Regions from separate parts of the Homo sapiens genome. Here region 2 is linked to region 1. The links are chromatin loops, found by intact Hi-C in ENCODE. Cell type or tissue: CD14-positive monocyte. All regions are shown on one strand.

Region 1 (5,000 bases):
CATTCCTCTGACATGATTCTCACCAAGGTCACCAGCAACCTCCATGCTGCCAAAACCAAAGGTCGTTTCTCAGTCCTCACCTAACCCAACCTCTCAGCAGCATTCCACCCCTTCTTCAGGAACACTCCCTTCACCGGGGTGCAGGAACTCCACACTCTTCCCAGAGTTCCTGCTGCCTCACCAACCACTCCATCTCCATCTCCATTGCAGGCTCCTCTACTTTCTTGGCCCCGCCACTAGATGATGGCATGTGCTGAGGTTTAGGCTTGGGTCACTTCTCTTCTTACTCTATACTCTCTCTCTCGCTCCATAAACCCCACTCACTCCTCTGTCTGCAGCTGTCTCCAAACTCTATCTGAAGCAGTCTGTTGCTGCCACCATACACTTCAGACTTGTTTACAGTGGCATTACATCCTATTCAGGTTTACATCCTTTTTTTTTTTTTTTTTTTTTTGAGACAGAGTCTCGATCTGTCACCCAGGCTGGAGTGCAGCTGCATGATCTCAGCTCACTGCAACCTCCACCTCCCGGGTTCAAGCGATTCCCCTGCCTCAGCCTCCCGAGTAGCTGGGATTACAGGCGTGCGCCACCACGCTTGGCTAATTTTTGTATTTTTAATAGAGATGGGGTTTCACCATGTTGGTCAGGCTGGTCTCGAACTCCTGACCTTGTGATCTGCCCGTCTTGGCCTCCCAAAGTGCTGGGATTACAGGCGTGAGCCACTGCGCCTGGCCAACCATGCTCATTTGTTTATATATTGTCTATACTTGCTTTGGGGCTGCAACAGCAGAGTTGAGTGGTTGCTACAGAGACTGTATGGTCTGCAGAGTCTAAAATACTTACTATCTGACCCTTTACAGAAAGTTTGCCAAACTTTGATCTAGACCAAGCTTGTCCAACCAGTGGCCCGTGGGCTGCATGCGACCCAGGACAGCTTTGCAGGCAGCCCAACACAAATTCATAAAATTTCTTAAAACATTATGAGATGTTTTTGTGATTTGATTTTTTCTTTCTTTTTTTTTCTTTAGCTTTTCAGCTATCGTTAGTGTATTTTATGTGTGGCCCAGGGAAGCCAAAAGATTGGACAGCCCTGATCTACACTGTGGTCTCAGCCTTCACCACTGAAGGCTTGGGGTCCCTTAACATAGTCAGACAGCCAGATGGGAAGGGCTCCCTGGCAGAACCTCCCACGGCCTGCGCACTGGGAAGAATGCGAAGTGGGGTGGAGCCACATAAGTTCCTGTCATTTGCAGCCGGGAGGCGCCAGGCCCCTCCTCTTCCTGGGTGGAACCTGAGATTCAGCAAGCGGAGACAACTCTTTCAAGAAATGTGGCTCACGGCCGTGATCCCAGCACTTTGGGAGGCTGAGGCGGGTGGATCACCTGAGGTCAGGAGTTCGAGACCAGACTGGCCAACATGGTGAAACCCCGTCTCTACTAAAAATACAAAAAATTAGCCGGGCGTGGTGGCGTGCACCTGTAATCCAGCTACTCCTCAGGGGATATAGTAAAGACTAATGACCAAAACTCGAGAGAAAGGAGGGGGCTTGCCATTCCTAGGGCATGGCTCACCATCTGCTGCCAGAGGACATTGGAAGTCAAAGGGAGGCACCAGCAGTGGGTCAGTGACAGCTTCAGCCTCTGCACTACATCCTGAGGTGTCCCCAGTCCTCATAGCACATGCCTGCAGTCTGAAGACAAGAGAGGGAGCTGAGTTTCCTGAGCCAGGCTCCTGTTCAGTCACCCCAGACCAGCTTCAAGCTCTGGCCCACAAAGTCATCTGGGGTCTGGTTGTCTCTCAGCTCCCCTCCTTGGGACATGGATCCTCACCTCTTGCCATACACAGGCTCCAGTGTGGAAGGGATACAGGATGGGGCATTTGGGGGTTCTTTCTGACTGGCTGTGACCCCAGAGAGGGAGGTGTCATGCTGGAGAGTTGGACAGCCACCCTCTATGGCGACCAGCCCTACCACCCGGCCTGGAAACATGCCCACTGTGGGGAACCCAATTGTGAGATTCCCCTCTGCCTCACCCCAGTTTTCTGGGCGGAGATGTCCACAGGCAAGTGTGGGCGGGTCCTCTGGCACATTAAGCTTTATCTGTAGGCTGGTACCTATGAAATCTGGAAGGCTGGGGATTTCGGAATCTCTGACCCATTCAACCTGGAGCATCTTGCTGAGTCCCACCAAGAATGGAGACCTCAGGGCCTAGTTGTTTGATTTGCGAAATGTCATTTTAGGCCACCTCCTTACCAGCGGGTCCACTGCACAAATGTCTTGCTCAGATCCTTAAGAGCTGAGGAGTGCCAACAGCACTCCTGACGGATGGGTGGCCAGCAGCAGAGGCAGGAGCCCTGTGCCCTGCCAGGGGAGAATCAGGAATGAAAAGCTTTCCCAGTGCTGGCTGGGCGCGGTGGTTTACGCCTGTAATCCCAGCACTTTGGGAGGCCGAGCTGGGTGGATTATGAGGTCAGGAGATCAAGACCATCCTGGCTAACATGGTGAAACGCTGTCTCTACTAAAAATACAAAAAATTACCTGGGCGTGGTGGCACGCGCCTATAGTCCCAGCTAGTTGGGAGGCTGAGGCAGAAGAATCGCTTGAACCCAGGAGGCAAAGGTTGCAGTGAGCCCAGATCGTGCCACTGCACTCCAGCCTGGGTGACAGAGCGAGACTCTGTCTAAAACAAACAAACAAACAAAAAACAACTTTCCCAGTGCTTACAAATCCATCTTCCATCTCACCTCGGCCTGCAGTGTGCTGTGTGACCACTAAGAGGCACTGTGAGGTCACAAGAAGCTTGGAGAAGCGCGGCCACCATTTCAGTCCCAGCCTCCGGGAAGTGAGAAAACCCCTAGGGAAAGGTGCAGGATTCTGGGACTCTTTGGGACATCCCTCCCTGGCAGAAAGGATCTATTCTAGTCAGCAGTGGGGACCTGGGCTGGGCACCTCATGCTGGCCGTTGCGAAGGGTGGTGCAAAGAGGAAAAGAACAGAGACCTAAAGGGGCCCTAATTCATCCCAGGCACCGGCCACTGGCAGATGACTGGCCCAAACAAGCCCGGAGGGCCACACTGCAGAACCAAGCAGGAGGCGGAGCCGAGCAGGGAAGGCGGGACCCTGGAGGACGTCTTGGCTCCTGGCTTCGCGGGTTCTTTGGGATGTTTTAGGAAGGACTCTTGACCTCCAGATGTGTGGTGGTTGGAGGTATGGGATGCAGTGGAGGACCCAACACGGAACAAACGGGAGACTGGGTGTTGTTTTGACACCTCCCTTTCATGTTCTCACGTCCATGTCATCGCCAAGTTCTTTCATTTCTACCTCCTGAATATCCCTGGAATTTTTCCCCTTTGACCCAAATCTGCTCCCTCCACCCTTGTCTAAGCCACCATCATCTCTCCTTGATGTCTCCAAGATACGGTTGCCGCATAAAATACAGGACACCCAGTTAAATTTGAATTTCACATAAACACAGAATAATTTTTAGTACATCTTGTACAATACTTGGGATGTACTTATACTAAAAAACCATTGTCTATTATCTGAAATTCCCATTTAACTGGGTATCCGGGGTTTGGTTTTGTTTCACTCTTTTGTTTTGTTTCTAAATCTGGCAACTCGACCAAGAGTTTTCCCAGCCCTGTGCCTCTTCAAGGCTTTCTCTACAGAGCAGCCAGAATGAACATACAGAAATTCAAATCTACCCAGGTCACTGCCTTGCTTAAAACCCTGACCACCTCCCAGCTCTCAACTCCATCTTCCACTGTTTCCCTAAGCCCACAGCATGCCCCCAGCAAACCAAATACACTGTTGCCTCTTAAATGTGCCCCACATCCTTCTACACACTCCCATCCCTGTCCAGCCACCTAAAGAATTCAAACATGGTTATCAAACTCAACTACCACCCCTTTTTGTCAGGCTCTTCCAGACATGTCGCCTGCCTCCCCCAAGCCAAGCACGCCCTCTTTGCACTGTATAGTAGCCTTTTGTAGAGCACTTGTTTAGCTGTATCTAAATGATTTGTTTAGGTGTCTGACTTCCCCCACTAGACTGTGTCCTCCTTCAAGGAAGGGGCCCAGTGTTATTCATCTTTGCAACCACAGTGCACAGCACAGTGCGTGGCCCAGAGTGGGGCATTCAATGAAGGAAGGAAAGAAGGAAGGAAGTAAGGAAGGAAGGAAGGAAGGAAGGAAGGAAGGAAGGAAGGAAGGAAGGAAGGAAGGAAAATTCGTGATTCCAAATCTGAAGCCTAGATGGGCCACTGGAAGTGACTGCAATGACAGTACAGGACACCAGGGGGCAGAATAACCTCAGTTTTCTTTAAGGGAGAGGGGCGTGGTACAGAAAGCCGACTTCTTGGCTCTGGGCTTCCTTCTCCAGTTCCAAAGAGAAGAGTTTTATTGTTTTGTTTTGTTTTTAAATCACGGAAACATAAAACAAGAATGGACCTTAAGAGACCATGGGAACCAGTCCTCTGCTTTTTCGTAGTTAAAAAATTCTTTGCATTTCCACTTAACTATCTGTTTTCAGGTGGTGAAAAACATCCTTTGGTTTGTTACAGACAAATCACAGAGAGGTTAGAGGACTTGCTCCAAATTACCCAGCAAGTGAGCAGTACAAGGAGGCCTGGAGCCCAGTGTTCTGCAGACATGATCCCATTTCATCCTCACTGCAGCCCCATGAGCGAGGCACTATTGTTGTCTTACAGGTGGGGAACATAGAGAGGTTGTCATCTGACTGGATCACACCGTGGTAGAGCAGGGAGTTGGATGAATGCAGGCAGGTCTCCAATCTTCCTTTCTAGTGTCCCTACCTCTCTTACACTCTCAAATCTTTGCTTGGCTCTTTTTTTTTTTTTTTTTTTTGACAGAGTCTCACTCTGTCGCCCAGGCTGGAGTGCAGTGGCGCCATCTCGGCTCACTGCAAACTCTGCCTCCCGGGTTCAAGTGATTCTCCTGCCTCAGCCTCCCTAATAGCTGGGACTACAGGCGCGTGCCACCACA
Region 2 (5,000 bases), 420 kb after region 1:
GCCCAAGCCCTCCGGTTTCTTATAGAAGTCTGAACCTGTGGGCAAGGCCACGGTGACATCCTTGGCATGGGACAACTGGATACCAGGGAGTTCTCTGGTTGGCTTGAGGGAGTCGAGTCTTTTGGGAGGACGGGTTCTCTCTCCTAGAATCTTGGGTTCAAGAAGACAGAGGGCATCGGCTGCCTTTCCTGGGATACTTGCAGCCTCTAAGCTAAAAAGAAGTACAGTGGGTTCTTCAAACCAACAGAAGAACTTCAAGTAGAAACGGGCACAGCATTGCTTTATCCGTTAAAGCCACAGTGATTATTCAGAGGCGGAGTGAAGCTTTGAGGTGACCCAAAGTAGCATCATTTTTGTTGGACCTGAGTTGAGAAGGCAGGCAGCCCAAAGAGAAAACCAGGCTTTCTCTGACCACATCAAATGCTGTGATATACCATTCCGGAGGCACAGACTGTCACAAGATGCTAATATCAGTATGTTCCACTGAGTACTGTTCAGGCCCATTCCTATAGTGGATTTCTAAATGAGCAAAAAGCACATCTTTGGGTTTTATAAGAACACCTCTGTCTCTCACTCTCATTCTCTGACCTCTACCCTGGAAGCAGCAATTGATTGCCTCCTATGATGTATTCATCCTGAGCTGCCGGTAAACATCCGCTGTCTCCTTATTAGCTAAAACTGAATAACCTCATATTGAGTGGGTAGTAGAGTCCAGGTTTGCTATAATGCAAAGACGGCTTAACCTCATTTCCGGCTCTGTTTAAGTGGAGGTGTATATGATACCCATCTCTACGCTCAAGAGAGTAATTGAGCTAATTTTCATCAACTATGTGACAGAGTGGGAACAATTCTCTTTCTTCTGCTAGAGCAATAATAGATTGGTCAGGAATGAGTTGTCAAGCTGTTGGCCTCAGCCACTTGTGTTAGGATGAAGAGGAGCTTTTGTGTATCACCTAATCTTCTCTAATGGCACCTGGTTTCCTAGCATGGAAGCTTCCTGTGGAACATATTGGCGCTTGGAACCAGAAGGACCTTCGAGGTTGCCTGGTCCAGTTTGCCACCCAATGCAAAGATAGAGATCTCCACAGCATTCTTGACAGGTAGCCAGCCAGCCTTTTCATGAACACACCTCCAGTAACGCAGAGAACACCACCAATCAAGGCATCCTACTTGATTTGGGGGCAGCTCCAGTTGTTGGAAAGTAGGTCATTCTTCCTCTGTGGATGTGTCTAAGGGTTTTGCATTGAGGCAGCTGGATTTGGCACATGGTCTGGTTACTTTCCTCCAGATCTGATGATGGCATCTTCGTGCAGGAATTTGGCAAAGGCCAAATGAGGCAGGTTACCCTGCTTCTGTCTGAGCCTCCTGACTTTTCTTTTCATCCTGGTTTTGGTTATCTCCCTTCTTGACCTGCGGAGCAGGTAGGCAGAGCCACTTCCACTCACACACCTGCCACCTCCGCTCTCTAGTCCTTTGTGGGCTACTATAAAGCCTTCACTTCTCTGCAATTGAATAAACACCCGAGCCTGCCCTGCCCTGGGTAAACAAGGTGGGGGGCTGTTTCTTTGCCTGTAGCATTGAACACTGTAATATGACTTCTTCATGTTTCCTGGGGTCCTCACAAGGCATGGTTCTGTTCCTTCCTCTTTTGCCTCAGCCCAAATGTGTCGCATCAAAAGCTGGAGTTTAGAACATTCTGACTGGAAGTGCTATTAGAGACCATGTAGTACAGCAATTCCTGGACAGGCTATGGGGCCCCACTAGCGGGCTGAGGCTAGCTGGGAGAAAGGGATGGCATGACAGCTGGCCTTCCAGGAACTGTGCATAAGCTGCAGCCAACTCCTTGTGCTGAAATGATGGCTTCCACATCTGGATCTGCCTTTGTCAATGTCACATGTGAGAGCCCGTGTCAGGGTTGAGAGAGGCGAGTTGAGAACTCTTCAATCTCAGTCCCTTCATTTCACTAATTGCTAGGCATGGTGTTCATTCCTTTGGGGAGGAAAACACACGGGCATGGCTCCACCTCAAGAGCTTGTGCTTAAATAACACAATAATGATGTCTTACTTGTTATAACACTTTTTGAAAGGGGTTTTGCATGTATTATCTTATTTAATTCTCATACCACTCTTGTGATGTAGATTATATTCTCCCCATTTTACAGATATGGCAACTGAGGCTCAGAGCAATTAGGACTTGAGCCCAGCCAATCACACAATTGATGGCCAAGCCAAGCAGCACTAATCTTGAGAGATGAGGTTAAACACACAGTCGCCCCTACACACGGGGTTAGGACAGACCCTGTGGGATGAAGCTCTTGATAATGGAGTTCCCGGCAGGCCTTTTTGAAATTAGAATGTGCTTTGTTCAGCAAGCTGTGGCTAAATTAGAGATGTTGCTGGTGTGTTCTAGTGACACCAGTGACTTGATTTTCACCCAGAAAAGGCAGCAGGTTTCTGCCCTTGACTGCCAGCTAGGTAGGCTCATGATGCCTTCTAGTTTCAGGGAGTTCCTGTAGCTTTGATCTTTGTGTCCTCGGAGAGTGACAAATGGGGCAGTCAGGTGAGTAGAGCTGAGGCCATGAAGGCAGCCTTCTACCTTTTCCTCCCTGTTCCCCATGTACTTGATACTTAATGTCAGCAGGACCACCAGATTTGCTTTCATACGGGACTGGAGAAACAGACAAAGGGAATGGGAAAAAAGCAAAAAGAAATTCTGATTTGCTCTGGGCTCTGGGAAAAATCCTGTTAAAATTACCCTTATCTTAGGGCTAGCCAGATGGGCCGCCCCCTGCTGGCAGGGCTGGGAGCTGTCTCCTGCTTGTAGATGAGGGACTTCGATGTTGAAGTATGGTGTGTTCATTCAAGAAGTATTTAGTGGAATAGTCAGCACAGCACTAGATATCGATAGCTGATAGTTATACAACTTTGCACTGCAGTTCTAATCCCCAAAGTCCTCTGATTCATCTTAGAGGAAGGCGTTGCTTTTCTGTGTTCCATTTCTCTGACATCCGTTCTTTTCCTGTTTCTTGCCTTCAGATTTAAAGGCCCGTAAGCAGAAGACTTCCTCCTCCCAAAGTTTGGAGCACCGCCTCAGGAACAGGAACCTTCTCTTGCCCAACAAAGTCCAGGGGATCTCGGATTCACCAAACGGTTTCCTCCCAAATAACCTGGAAGAGCCAGCCTGCCTTGAAAATTCAGAAAAGCCATCAGGAAAACGAAAGTGCAAGACCAAGCACATGGCAACCGTCTCAGAAGAGGCAAAGGTGTGTAGCTATCAAGGGGTATTGTAGAAGGTGTGTGTGGCGGGGGGTCAGAGGAGGCAGGAGGGGGGTGGGGGATGGGGAGGATCAAATTAACCCATATTTAGTAAGGCATTCTCAAACTAGTTCTCGAAGGGTTGGGGGTGGATTTGAAGAATGGGAACTAAAGTTATAGTTAATTTTAAGGTCTGGCCCATGATGGCTTTTCCTCTACAATCTTTAGATTTTCTTTGAGTTAAGGAAGAGTTAAAGAATATGGCAGGATGTTAGCTTGAGTAGCTCGTTAACATCCAATCAAGAAGCTTTTGTCTGGGTTTAACTTACTGGAAACCAATCTTGGAACTTTCTGAGTCAATCAAGGTAGAAAACAACTTGTAGGAGGAAGGATTTTAAGGTCCAGACAAAGGTTGATTGAGGGTGAGGCTGAAGGAATTCCACTGGGGCCCAGGTTCTAGCTACTCCTCCCCTACCCTGCTTCCCAGTTCTTTAGCTTCTCATGGAAGCGTAGATGCTAGTGAGTGGGCAGTCACCAATCAACAGCCAGGCAAGCATTCCTAAAACCCTCATCCCAAATCAACATCTCTTTTGGGTCTGATGTTCATGCCATTGGTGTTAGGTTGCATGTTGTATCCTTAGAAAAAATCAGTCTTCAACCTGGGTTAACTTTACATTTGAGAGAAGTGAGGGTCCGGGTTCAAATGTATACCTATAATATGTATTTGTCATTGACAGCCAAAAACAAAAGCCCATCTTCAGCTTGTTTTGGTGGTCGTGATTCTTATTTTTTTTTTTCTCTCTCTCTCTCTCTCTTTTTGAGAGTCACACGCTTTCGCCCAGGCTGGAGTGCAGTGGCACGATCTCGGCTCACTGTAACCTCCGCCTCCTGGGTTCAAGCGATTCTCGTGCCTCAGCCTTGTGAGTAACTGGGATTACAGGCGCCCACCACCACGCCCGGCTAATTTTTGTATTTTTAGTACAAAAATACAAAAAATCACCATGTTGGCCGGGCTGATCTCGAACTCCTGAGCTCAAGTGATCCGCCCGCCTTGGCCTCCCAAAGTGCTGGAATTACAGGCGGAAGCCATCACGCCTAGCGCTTTGGTGGTCATGATTCTTACTGGAATCCCCGAATGGCACTGGCAAGAGGTGGGAGCCCCAAGTGCTCGTCTCCCCTCCTTTCCCCTTCCCCCTCCCAGAACCTCTTTCCAGCTCAGACAAGACTCAAGCTTATTTCTTCATCTTGAAGAATGGAGCTGCTGCTTCATGCCCTTTCTGTCTCACAAGGGTGCTTGGGGGAACAAAGGAAGCAATGTCTGTGACAGGCTTTGATAACCATAAAGTGCTCTCCGAGGGTTGCTGTGCATCATTGTGCTTCGGGCGGAAGCAAGAATGAGGGAACAGAGGCATAGCGTGGCAGGGTAGCAGCGTTCGTTCCCTTGACCCCCTAGAGTGGGAGGACAGGGGCCCAGGGAAAGAGCAGGGAACTCTGGTCTGTGCCAAGCAGTTCATTCACGTTATCGCTCTTAATTCCCGCAGTGGCACTTGGGAGGTAGGCACCTTTATTATCCTCATTTTGTAGTGAGGAAACTGAGGCTCAAGGAGGTTAAGGGACTTGTGCGAGGTTATTGGGTGGTCCTGAGTGATGCAGTTGGGACGTGAAAAAGGCCTGTCTGCCTCTGGAGCCATGGCTCGTTCCATATGTCTCTCAGGCTCTGAATGGGGGGCTTCTGTTTGTATTTG

What was found. A loop is a pair of places that touch in the nucleus more often than their neighbours do. Peaks named below come from ENCODE experiments on the same cell type or tissue, not always from the same donor. Only the 100,000 strongest peaks of a DNase experiment are listed, where the experiment ranks them.
Region 2: it touches region 1 in a loop (4-fold over the local background); 20 of 110 quality-filtered maps call a loop at or near these places.

The regions. Positions count from the first base shown.
Region 1 is chrX:129,602,840-129,607,839 of GRCh38, forward strand. No RefSeq gene overlaps it. Among named protein-coding and RNA genes, the nearest start is that of APLN, 50 kb to the right of the region's middle. In CD14-positive monocyte, CTCF peaks have their summits at 2,797 and 4,311 (motif pointing right); DNase peaks (open chromatin) are centred at 1,262, 2,782 and 4,312; H3K4me3 peaks cover 831 bases; H3K27ac peaks cover 499 bases.
Region 2 is chrX:130,025,599-130,030,598 of GRCh38, forward strand. BCORL1 (BCL6 corepressor like 1) reads left to right here. Exons shown (of 14, transcript NM_001379451.1): 8 at 3,037-3,263. Among named protein-coding and RNA genes, the nearest start is that of BCORL1, 45 kb to the left of the region's middle. RefSeq lists an enhancer at 1-83. In CD14-positive monocyte, CTCF peaks have their summits at 2,776 (motif pointing left) and 2,975; a DNase peak (open chromatin) is centred at 2,793.